2 separate regions of the Homo sapiens genome follow, and region 2 is linked to region 1. Evidence: chromatin contacts called from ENCODE Hi-C or POLR2A ChIA-PET data. All regions are on one chromosome and are shown on one strand. Each heading gives the region's core, a stretch centred on a gene start or an enhancer-like site at or near the end of the contact. The rest is flanking DNA. Distances are from core to core; before and after follow the strand shown.

What was found. Hi-C counts contacts between places; a loop is a spot of excess contacts on that map. ChIA-PET counts read pairs that join two places held with the same protein, here RNA polymerase II (POLR2A). Pooled maps may share reads with other maps.
Region 2: a map of endothelial cell of hepatic sinusoid shows a loop between it and region 1 (6-fold over the local background). The contact joins two enhancer-like sites. A Hi-C loop is called at or near these places in 9 of 168 maps with a recorded cell type or tissue (A673, CD14-positive monocyte, IMR-90 and 6 more), 4 of 37 single-sample maps with no recorded cell type and 10 of 50 pooled maps. POLR2A ChIA-PET finds 5 or more read pairs at or near these places in 2 of 52 experiments (GM12878 and activated T-cell).

What each region holds. Positions count from the first base shown.
Region 1 is chr2:152,583,959-152,588,820 of GRCh38, forward strand. All of the region lies in intron 9 of FMNL2 (formin like 2), which reads left to right. Among named protein-coding and RNA genes, the nearest start is that of PRPF40A, 130 kb to the right of the region's middle. Within about 2 kb of position 2,278, at least 4 of the 41 ENCODE cell types and tissues checked have a DNase peak (open chromatin) inside an H3K27ac peak, as active enhancers do.
Region 2 is chr2:152,617,932-152,622,793 of GRCh38, forward strand. It overlaps FMNL2 (formin like 2), which reads left to right. Exons shown (of 26, transcript NM_052905.4): 14 at 915-1,227; 15 at 1,578-1,787. Among named protein-coding and RNA genes, the nearest start is that of PRPF40A, 97 kb to the right of the region's middle. RefSeq lists an enhancer at 286-1,485. Within about 2 kb of position 2,565, at least 3 of the 41 ENCODE cell types and tissues checked have a DNase peak (open chromatin) inside an H3K27ac peak, as active enhancers do.

The sequences.
Region 1 (4,862 bases), core at 1,028-3,527:
AAACTTAGTTGTTATAGATAGGTCAGAAGAGCCTCAACCGATTTATCCAATCTTGAGGTGCAAAAGGTGTTATTCTGTGTTGATCTTGCTTTCTAAAACATGCAATGCCGCTCACAGCTCAAAGTCTCTTAAATCCCTTCCTCTTTTTCTCCCATCTTTGCGTGAGTGAATTTTTTTTTTTTCACATCATAGTAAAGTGAATTCTTTAACCTCTTTAACCAAAATGTCATTGGAATCTTCTGGTTTTATAATAATATTCATTATTATATTCTGGCATGCCTGTGCAGATAGGGTTTTGTTCAGTGAATAATTCCTTTTGAGCCACATATGGCAGAGAGAGTACCATACCAGGTACCAGGATACCAGGAAGGAGGACCAAAGAAGAGTCTTTGCCTTCGAGAAGATTGTTTTTAAAGCTTTTCATCTTTTTTAGTAAGTTGGGATTCCATTCATCTGCCTAAGAAGGATGAAAGGATTATCTTTGTTTTTATTGGCAGGAATGAGGGGTGAAGTAGGGGAGTTCAACATCTATTTTTTGCAAATAAAGTAATATGCTTTAGAGTAGCCAGATCCTTTGGGCTTTGATCACTGTTAGAGCATAGCCAAGCGTACTAACGCAATATGGAACCAGATGCTAGAAAGACATTTAAAAGGCCATGTATCTTAAGTAGTTTATGTAGCAGGATTTTTCCCCCTCTACCTCTTGAGCCAATAAATCCATTCTATCTAATTTGACCACCACTAATTAATTAGTTCAGATGTAAATTAAAGGAAGTTATTATTTGGCTGTTGAAAGATTTTTATGTATGACTACATCATTTTCTCATGTTTTGATGAATATTTAGAATCCCAATCTTATATTTTTTTTCCTTAAAAAATCTTGCTACAAATCTTGTAATAGCTGAAGTGCATGTTTTAGGAAGGCAGGGAGCACCTTTAGTTTAATGGTATGTGATGGTGGCAAGAATGTTAACCCAAAGCTTTGCTTATGGTGGGGGTGGGATTGGGGTCTAAGCCTGATGTCACTGAGCAAACACATACATGGCTTCAATGTACATGATGACAAATGAGTCTTAATTACATGAATACAGATAGTAAGCTTATACTGTGCGTGGTTTGTGACATGCCTGAAAACATGAGTGTATTGAGTAGATGAAGACTAAATCATTAACAGTCAACCATTGTGCTCCTTGAATTCTTTTTTCCTTAAAAAACAATTTTTTAAGGGGATTAACACATCTGGTTTTGTGTTGAAATATCTCTTAACGAAAATTTATGGTCTTGAAATAAAGACCAGGGTGAGAAAAAGGAGTCATCTATTTTTTCTTATTGGCTAATTTATTAATAGCCCCATGGAAGGACATATGACCATCTTACCTAAATTGATGTTTTCTTAGTTGTGTGGCAGTGTATATTTTTGAGCCCCGAGACTACCAAACAGAAAAAAATACATTTGGAAGTAAAAACCACCCTTTGGATATTTATATTAGTTCAGAGTCTTCTTTGCAAGAAGCAGAAACTGACTCTAACACATAGAGGAAAGGGTTGATCGAAAAGATGTTGAGAAAAGCACAGACTTGACAAGGAGCCTGGAGAACCAGGCTTGGAAAATGGGCAGGCATTCCTAAAATGTGGCTATACTCTGGCTCTGCCTTTGAAGCTGCGCCACCAGAAATACCATTTGGGGTTCTGGTCATGCTTTTTCTTCTCTTCCAAATGACATGGACCATAGCTAGCAATCTGCTGGCTCATAAAACTCTTATCTACTGGTTAAGGACCTCAACCAGTCCCCACTTCAGATTTCTAAACACTACGCTTCATCTCATTACCAAGGGGAACCTTGAAGTCTTCAACCTAGCTCTTGCTCTCAACTTTTTCTTAGTCTTTTTACTTTTTCCATTATATTCTTTGATATATTTGAGAAAATGGCTTGCTTTTAAAAAGTGTCTCCAAAGGTTTGGCAAAAAAAAAAAAAAAAAATGCTTCCTTCTGAAGTCAAAGAGGAAAAGTACTGAGGCCCTGTAGACTCTACAGTGGAACAGCCACTATGACATGAGTAATAAAATCCTCTGAGGGCTTTGAGGCACCAGCTCTCCCAGGCTGCTGGGAGGTGCACCTGGAATTCATCAGGATTTCGGATCAATTATAACTGTATTCTCATCTGCTTCTGTAATGACAGCATCTGGCTTTAGCAAAAAAGCCTGAGTTTGGTTATTAAAGGCTCAACTCCCTCCCACTTTTGACCTTCCAGTACAGAAAGATGGAGCCTTGTTGAATGAGTCACTCGAGGCCACCAGCACTCTTGTGCACAGCACTCTTGGCAGTAGTTGTTCTTTTTTCTGCCTGTTGCTAGAAGGCTTCCTAAGAAAGCTGATGTGTGGTTTAGCTACTGGGCATCTGAAGGCACTCGTGCTACACATTATTAAGTTGAACTAAGAAAGCCTGTCAAGTTTTATTTATAGTGGACCAAATTGGGCAGGAAGGAGAGTGAAGATTTTGGTGTGCTTCCAGCATCCCTCTGAGTTTAATCCCATGTAATCTAACCTCCCAAGCATTTGAGGGTATAGGATTGTAAATCTAGCATGAGACCATCCAGATAACTTCCTAAGTGGTAAAGTAAGGGTACTCACATTTTTCAGTCTCTCATTGAACTATAAGCAATGTATTCTCTCAAGTCTCAAACTGTAGGAGCCACAGCCGTAGAGCATGTATGTATTTCATGGTATCAGGCCAGAATTAGATTGATCTAATTAACCAAGATTCTTCTTGACTGGTCCTCCTCCTTAGCATTAGGAAGCAAAGTCCTAGTCTTAATGTGGTGTTAGTGCTGCTGAGTAACTTTTTTTGTCTGTTTATCAACTGTTGCAATTTTTTGCTGTGGATACGAAAGTACCCCACACTTCATTTTTTTAGGCTCCTGGCTTCTGTGGGTCAGGAAGCCAGGCTGGCATGGCAGGGATTGTCTCTTCTTTGTTTTGTCTGGGGCCTCATCAGGGAAGACCTGATTGACTGGGGATGCCAGTCCATCTGGAGGCTGTTTCACCCACATACCTAGTTTTTGAGCTATGATACCTCTCAAGGACTGGGCCCAGCTGGGACTATCAACCAGAGAGCCTCCATGTAGAACTCCACGTGGCTTGGGCTTCTCACAGCATAGCATCTGGCTTCTGAGGGAGAGTGCCCCAGGAAGGAGCATCTGAAGAGCCACCATTCAAAGAGCCAGAGGCTGCTGAGTGTCTTCTGAGCTGGTCTTAGAAGCCGTGTAGTGGTCACTTCTGCCATGTTATCTGGGTTCCCAGTGAGGCCCTGAGCCCAACCCGGATGCAAGGGGAAGGCAATGGCTTCTCTTCTTGATGATTGGCCGTCGGGTTACTGTGCAGAACATGTGGGGTGGGAGAGAGAGCTGTGGGCTCATACCATTGTAGTCTGTATACCTCAGTAAGTCTCGTACCTCAGTAACTGTATGAGATTTACCAAAATGTTTATTGTTATTCGTCTTTCATTTTCTCCCTCTTCTTTACTCAATCCAATACTTGGTTTTTCCTTTTGACTGAAAACTTTATAAACTTTTTGATTGGAGATAAAAAAGATAGTTTTTAATTCTTTCATGTGAATCTACTATGGGCAAATGATATTGTGAGAGCCTTCCCTAGAGAAAGGAGCCATTTTCATAGGATGTCCAAGTTTATTTTCTGGTAATGAACTAGTTATTTCTTTACCATTAGTGTCTTTAACATCTGGTTAAGGGAATGAAGGCTGGTATCCTCCTGATTGTTAAGGGATGAGTCATACTCACTTACTGAAAAAAATGTGAGTGCTTTCTATGTGTCAGAAACATTGATAAATATTGGAATATGAAAATGAATCAGACATATGCCCTGCCTTTAAAAGAGAGCCTCCCAGGCTAGTTGAGGAAGCAGATAAATACTTCGACAGTTGTAATACCAGGCTTTATAAAGGTAATTGCAAGATGCTCTGCAAAGAAGAGGAACAGCTGACCAAGACAAAGTAGGGCTGGAGGCAGATGGGGAAAGAGCTCTCAAGGAGGCTCCTTATAGGAGAGGGTGCCTGAACAGAGTTTAGGGTGAACAAGGTTAACCAGGTGTATTCCTTTCCCATTGCTGCTGTAACAAATGACTACAAACTTAGTGGCTTAAACCAACACCAGTTTATTATTCTACAGTTCTGTAGACCAGAAGAATAAAATGAGTGTATAGGGTGGTAATCTCTGAAGGCTCCAGGAGAGATTTCATTTCCTTGGCCTTGTCAGCTTCCAGAGGCCACTTAGATTCTTTGGCTTCCAGCCCCTTCCTCCAGCTTTAAAGCCAACAACATAGCATCTTGTCTCTGTCTCTCTGCTTCTCTTGACACATTGCCTTTTCTCTCTGACTTCTCTGTCCTTCTTCCTTTAAGGACCCTTGTGATGACATTGGGCCCATCCATAATAATCTAAGACAGTCTCCCCTCCTGAAGTCCCTTAATTTGATCATACCTTTGCAGATATCATCATACCTTTGCAGATATGATCAAATTAAGGAACTTCAGATGGGGAGATTATCTTTTTATTGTATAAGGCAGCATAGTCAACAGGATCAGGAATTAGCATGTGGACATCCTGGCGGGTAGGAGGAACACATCATTCAGCCTGTCACACCAGATAAAAAGGAGTGAGGATGTCATTTTATACCAAGAAGGTAGTATTTTAATAAAGCTTCAAGGACTTTAGTTTGCCCCGAATCTCCAGTTTTAAAGAGCTTAGGGCATGGGAAGAGAAAAATTGGGATAGGAAATTAAAGGGAGATCAGAAAAGGCCCCCTTGCTTATCCCAGGCTCTTCATAGTGCCACACAGCCTAAAGGGAGC
Region 2 (4,862 bases), core at 1,315-3,814, 34 kb after region 1:
TCCAGGAAATATATTTTCTGGCACGCCTTCGAGACAGAGTTGTAGCATATGGACTCAATTCAACTTCAGACTCTTAGATTATTAGTAATAGACAGGGTGTGAAGAATGTTTCCCTGCTTGCTGGAGGTTTGTGGTGAGAGATCGCTTGTACAAGGCCCAGCAAGGAAGTTCAGTTCCATAAAACCCTTTCACTAGAACCTCTATGGGCCCCCCCCTTATAAAAGGAACCAGGACAGTCTTTGAATTGAAAATTGTAACTTCTTTGTTTTCTGCTAAAAAGCTAGACAGAAATAAGTAATTAGTGAAGGGAAGCTTTGGCCTGTTTTGTTAACCGCATTACCGATGGGAAAATGTTACAACAATCGCTATCCTGAGCTTGGTCAAGGGGGCGTTGTGAGGGCCAGAGAAAGCCATTCAGAAACAGTCAGCCCCTGGTTACTCATGAGTAGATTATTCCATGCTTTGCAGATTTTTAATCCCAGTCTGATTTGTATCCAAGTCTGATTTAGGGCCCTTTTGTCTATTGTTAGCTGATATGTGTATCTAAGAGTTACAAATGAATGTTAAAATAAAAGGAAGGAAAACATGCACCACCAGAACACCCTCAGGAGATTCCAGAGTCAGCATTCCGGGTCATTTCTGCTCTGTTTCTTTCCACCTGCAGGGAAAATTGAGTTAGCTGCATTTATTAAATGGAAAGAACTTCATTACCAACAACAATAGCTAGAATATATTACATGCATTACTAGCATACAACTAATAATTAATGGGACTTTATAGGTTCTAGCTGAATTCCAAAGAATTCCCATTCATATGAGTATCTTTTTTTCTCTTTATCCTCAGTTTGCCAATCTGATGCTACTAAGTATGAATGTTATGTGAAGATAAACTCTTGACCTTGGACTTTATTGCAGGAAATCTACAAAGATGCAAATACTCAAGTTCACACATTAAGAAAAATGGTCAAAGAAAAAGAAGAAGCAATTCAAAGACAGTCTACCCTGGAAAAAAAGATTCATGAGCTAGAGAAACAAGGGACCATTAAAATTCAGAAGAAAGGGGATGGGGATATCGCCATACTGCCAGTTGTGGCTTCTGGCACATTGTCCATGGGGTCAGAAGTGGTAGCAGGTAACTCTGTGGGACCCACAATGGGGGCCGCTTCCTCAGGACCCTTGCCCCCTCCTCCACCACCACTGCCTCCCTCATCAGACACACCTGAAACAGGTAAGAAGCCTTGGCAGGAGGACTGAGGAAGTTTTGGAATATTTGTATTTCTTCTTTTGCCAACTGTCCACTTCTGTCCTTTGTCCGTTTTTGTTGGCATGTTCTTTAAGAATTGGTTTTCTTGAGTAGTTCTTAACTGTTTACATTTTGAGATTAAATTTATAAATCCTCATTTCACATATGTTGAAATATTTTTCCCACATGTCAATGAGGACATTTTTTGGTTTTTGAAAACAGTCCTTTGTCCTTTTAAGTGTGTTGTTTTCAGATGGCTTTATATGCACATGGCTTATTGCAGGAAAGCCATTCCCGTATTTTCAAAGTCCATCTGTTTCTTTTTTCTTTGCTAGTGCAAAATGGTCCAGTAACACCACCTATGCCACCGCCGCCGCCGCCCCCTCCTCCACCTCCTCCTCCCCCACCGCCCCCTCCGCCTCCTCCTCTCCCAGGCCCTGCAGCTGAGACTGTACCAGCTCCTCCCTTAGCACCTCCCCTTCCCTCTGCACCTCCGCTGCCTGGAACATCTTCACCCACAGTGGTTTTCAACTCAGGATTAGCAGGTAAGAGCACAGAATTCAAACCCAGGTACTCATATCAGAAATGCTGTCTTATCTCGGAGAGTTGAAGCTATTCTTTCAAAGTCCAGGTCTCTTGCAATGATGTGTATCTCTTCCTAGTATAAGAAATTCCTGCTGATGTAGCCGATAGAGGGAACATCATCACGCATGGGAGGCACTTTGCTCTGAGTAGTCTTTGTCACAACCACACCCCACAATGGGAGGTTCTGATCTCCTACACCATCTTCCTGCCTTCCACTGGCCCCACCGAGAGAATGGAAGAGAGACAAGCTACCTGCTTGAGGATCAGTGCATTTTTGTGGGTTCAGCAGATACTTTCTGGACACCTGTAGTATTCAAAGCTCAGTATTAGGCACAGACATTGAGTGCTTCTGGATCTTTTTTTTTTTAAATGGTATTTTTGATGTCATCTATAAAAGGGAAACATGCTTTTATGTGTAATTGCCTGACGTAGGCTTCCAGGCATGTCTTCTGAGCATTCGAGAACATCAGAATTTGCTAGAGTGGATTTAAACTTCAAGGAGGAAGTGCTGCCAACAGCCGTATTATCATGCCTTAAAATGCTGCCAAATAATTCATGTCCTCTTGCCAACCAGAAGATAGAAAACAGCATCCTCACCTCACCAGAAATAAAATGGGAGGTAGGGGTTAGAGCAGGAGGAAGAGTCACTCTAATGCCTTGAAATCTAAGCTCTTTGTTTTGACTCACGGAAACAAAGATGACGCTACGAGCCGTTTTCTCAGTCCTGAAGTGTTTCCCTGGCATCTGGAATTGCTCTAAGCTTTGCCATCCCTGTGACGTGGGGTAATTCTGCCTCCTCATTTACTTCAGCCTGTTCATGAGGTCTCTTATTTACAATAAAGAACTACCACTCTAATAGCCTCCATTTCCAAGGCTGTGATAGTTCTCAGAGCCTTTTGCCCAAAGTCTAAAAGCCAGTCTTAGCTGTAAAGATTTCCCAATCTCCATCCCTTCCAGGATCCCATCTGCAGCTCTGCCAGCCGGTCACTGGGGCTCATTCATCCCAATGACTGGAGCCCTTTTGGATGCCCCAGAGTCACCTAGAATAAATTCACTCCACATCAAATCCATGGTTTTACTTCCACCCCGACTTCTATATAAAACTGTCAGGGAAACAAGATTCCAGTTCACAGTAAGGTCCACAGTAAATCGGTGACTTATTTCTACCCTTCAAGATCTTCCCCGTCTACCACTTTCTTCTAGAACTTTTATTACTTCTGAAGGAGAAAAGTTGGAGCAGAGTCATCGTGGAACTGATGGACTATGGAATATAAACAGACAAACAAGAAACCTCATATCAAGCCCCGGGAATGTGTTCCATCACCAGGCTGTTGTCAGTAACTGGGTGTGGAAACCCATTATCGTCCCGTGCACCTGGCCACCCTGATTAGGCACTCTTGGTAGCCCCCAAGGCGCACTTGCTGTGAGATGTGTCTGCTGTGGTATCTCATTTGGGGCTGCTTCCTTTGTCTCTGACAAACGCTGATGTGTGATTTAGCACCCACTTCCACGCACCTGAGCACTAACATAGACCTCAGAACCGCCTTAGCCGAGTGAGAGCCCAGAGGCTGAGATGTGTCTAGAGCTTCCTTCCAAGGGGCCATGTCCTGTGTGATTGATCTATTTATTAATTGTTTTGCTTGGGTTCTTCCCACTACTTGATTTTAAAAATGTGTTGGCTCTGTCAATTGCCTCAATATTTTAAGGTGTAGAGCTCTGTGCTTGGCTGATAACCAACTGCTTTTAGGGTTTGCTATACTTGGAAGTGGTCCCTGTTGTGGCTCATGCAATTTAGAGGACTGTAGGTGGGAATACAGGAACTCTTTATTTCCATAAGTGTCCACTAAATGATTGTGAGGGATGTCTTGGAAGCATTATAAGATCCTTGTGAGTCTTTGATAGCTCGAGATCAGGCAATTTCTCCAAGGCCTTTAATCTTTCTTTATTATTCATCCTTATTTAGACTGTTAATTCTTAGTGATTGAAGCCCATTTGGTGAGATGTTTTGCTAGTGTGTTGAGTAACTCTCTCTCTCACTCTGGAACCAAGAGGCCAGACAGAATCAGGATGCCCAGTAGAATGAAGAGACAGAGCTGAGCTAATATTCTGAAGCCTCCTGGGAAGTCAGAAACCTATGACATCACTTGGCCTCTGGACCCACAGGCAACACGAGGGTCTTATCTCTTCAATGGGCAGGTGTGTTCTTGGAGACCAAGACAGAAGACCAAGAGGAGAGCCCCATAGTTTATCTAGTTGAGAGTTTTCTTTGTATTTTATAGAGAAAATAGTAGTAGTGTGAAATATGCATTTGAAGAAGAAGGCTTCCTTCCTCTCAAGTCTGTGATAGAACAACCTGGCTCCCTTTCCCCCGGTAGGTCACCTGAGACAGGCTGCTGAGCAGGTGGAACCTTTGCCGTCTGTCTGGGAGGATGTGCTCGGATCCTCACAATGCGAATTTGGACTTTGGTTGATTGTTTTTCATGTAAAAATTATTCCTATCCTATGGAATGCCTAGCACAGTTCAGTATTGCTGTTTGGTACCACTACGATGAAATAATTTTTTTCTTCCCTCTTCTAAAAAGGATAATTTTAAAAATGAAATAGTTGAGTCTTGGAGGCAGGCCTGAATGGAAATGAATTTTTGGCTCTGTGCCGCCTTGTGAAATGTGTCCAAGAAGCATGAAATTCTATGCTGAGTGCGTGAACTGCTGAGCCACTTGACTCTAACCATATCTAATTTTTTTTGTATTTTCTCTGTTCTTTCTGCTTCCACAAAAGATGGGCCAATCAAGCTTTTCTGTAGGTTGCTCCTCACTGAGTGTGTTGAGTATTTGCCATGTGTTTCTGTTGGTCACACTGTGCCTTGACATCTTTCCACTCCATTTTGCTTTGATCCATTGCATTTTGACTTTGTGTCTGCGGGAAGTCTTGGTGGTGGCTGATGATGATTCCAGGTTTGCCCACACATTCTAGTTGAACCTACATAAGAGACTATTGTCCTTGAAGCAGACATCCTGGATTCATATGCCCTCTTC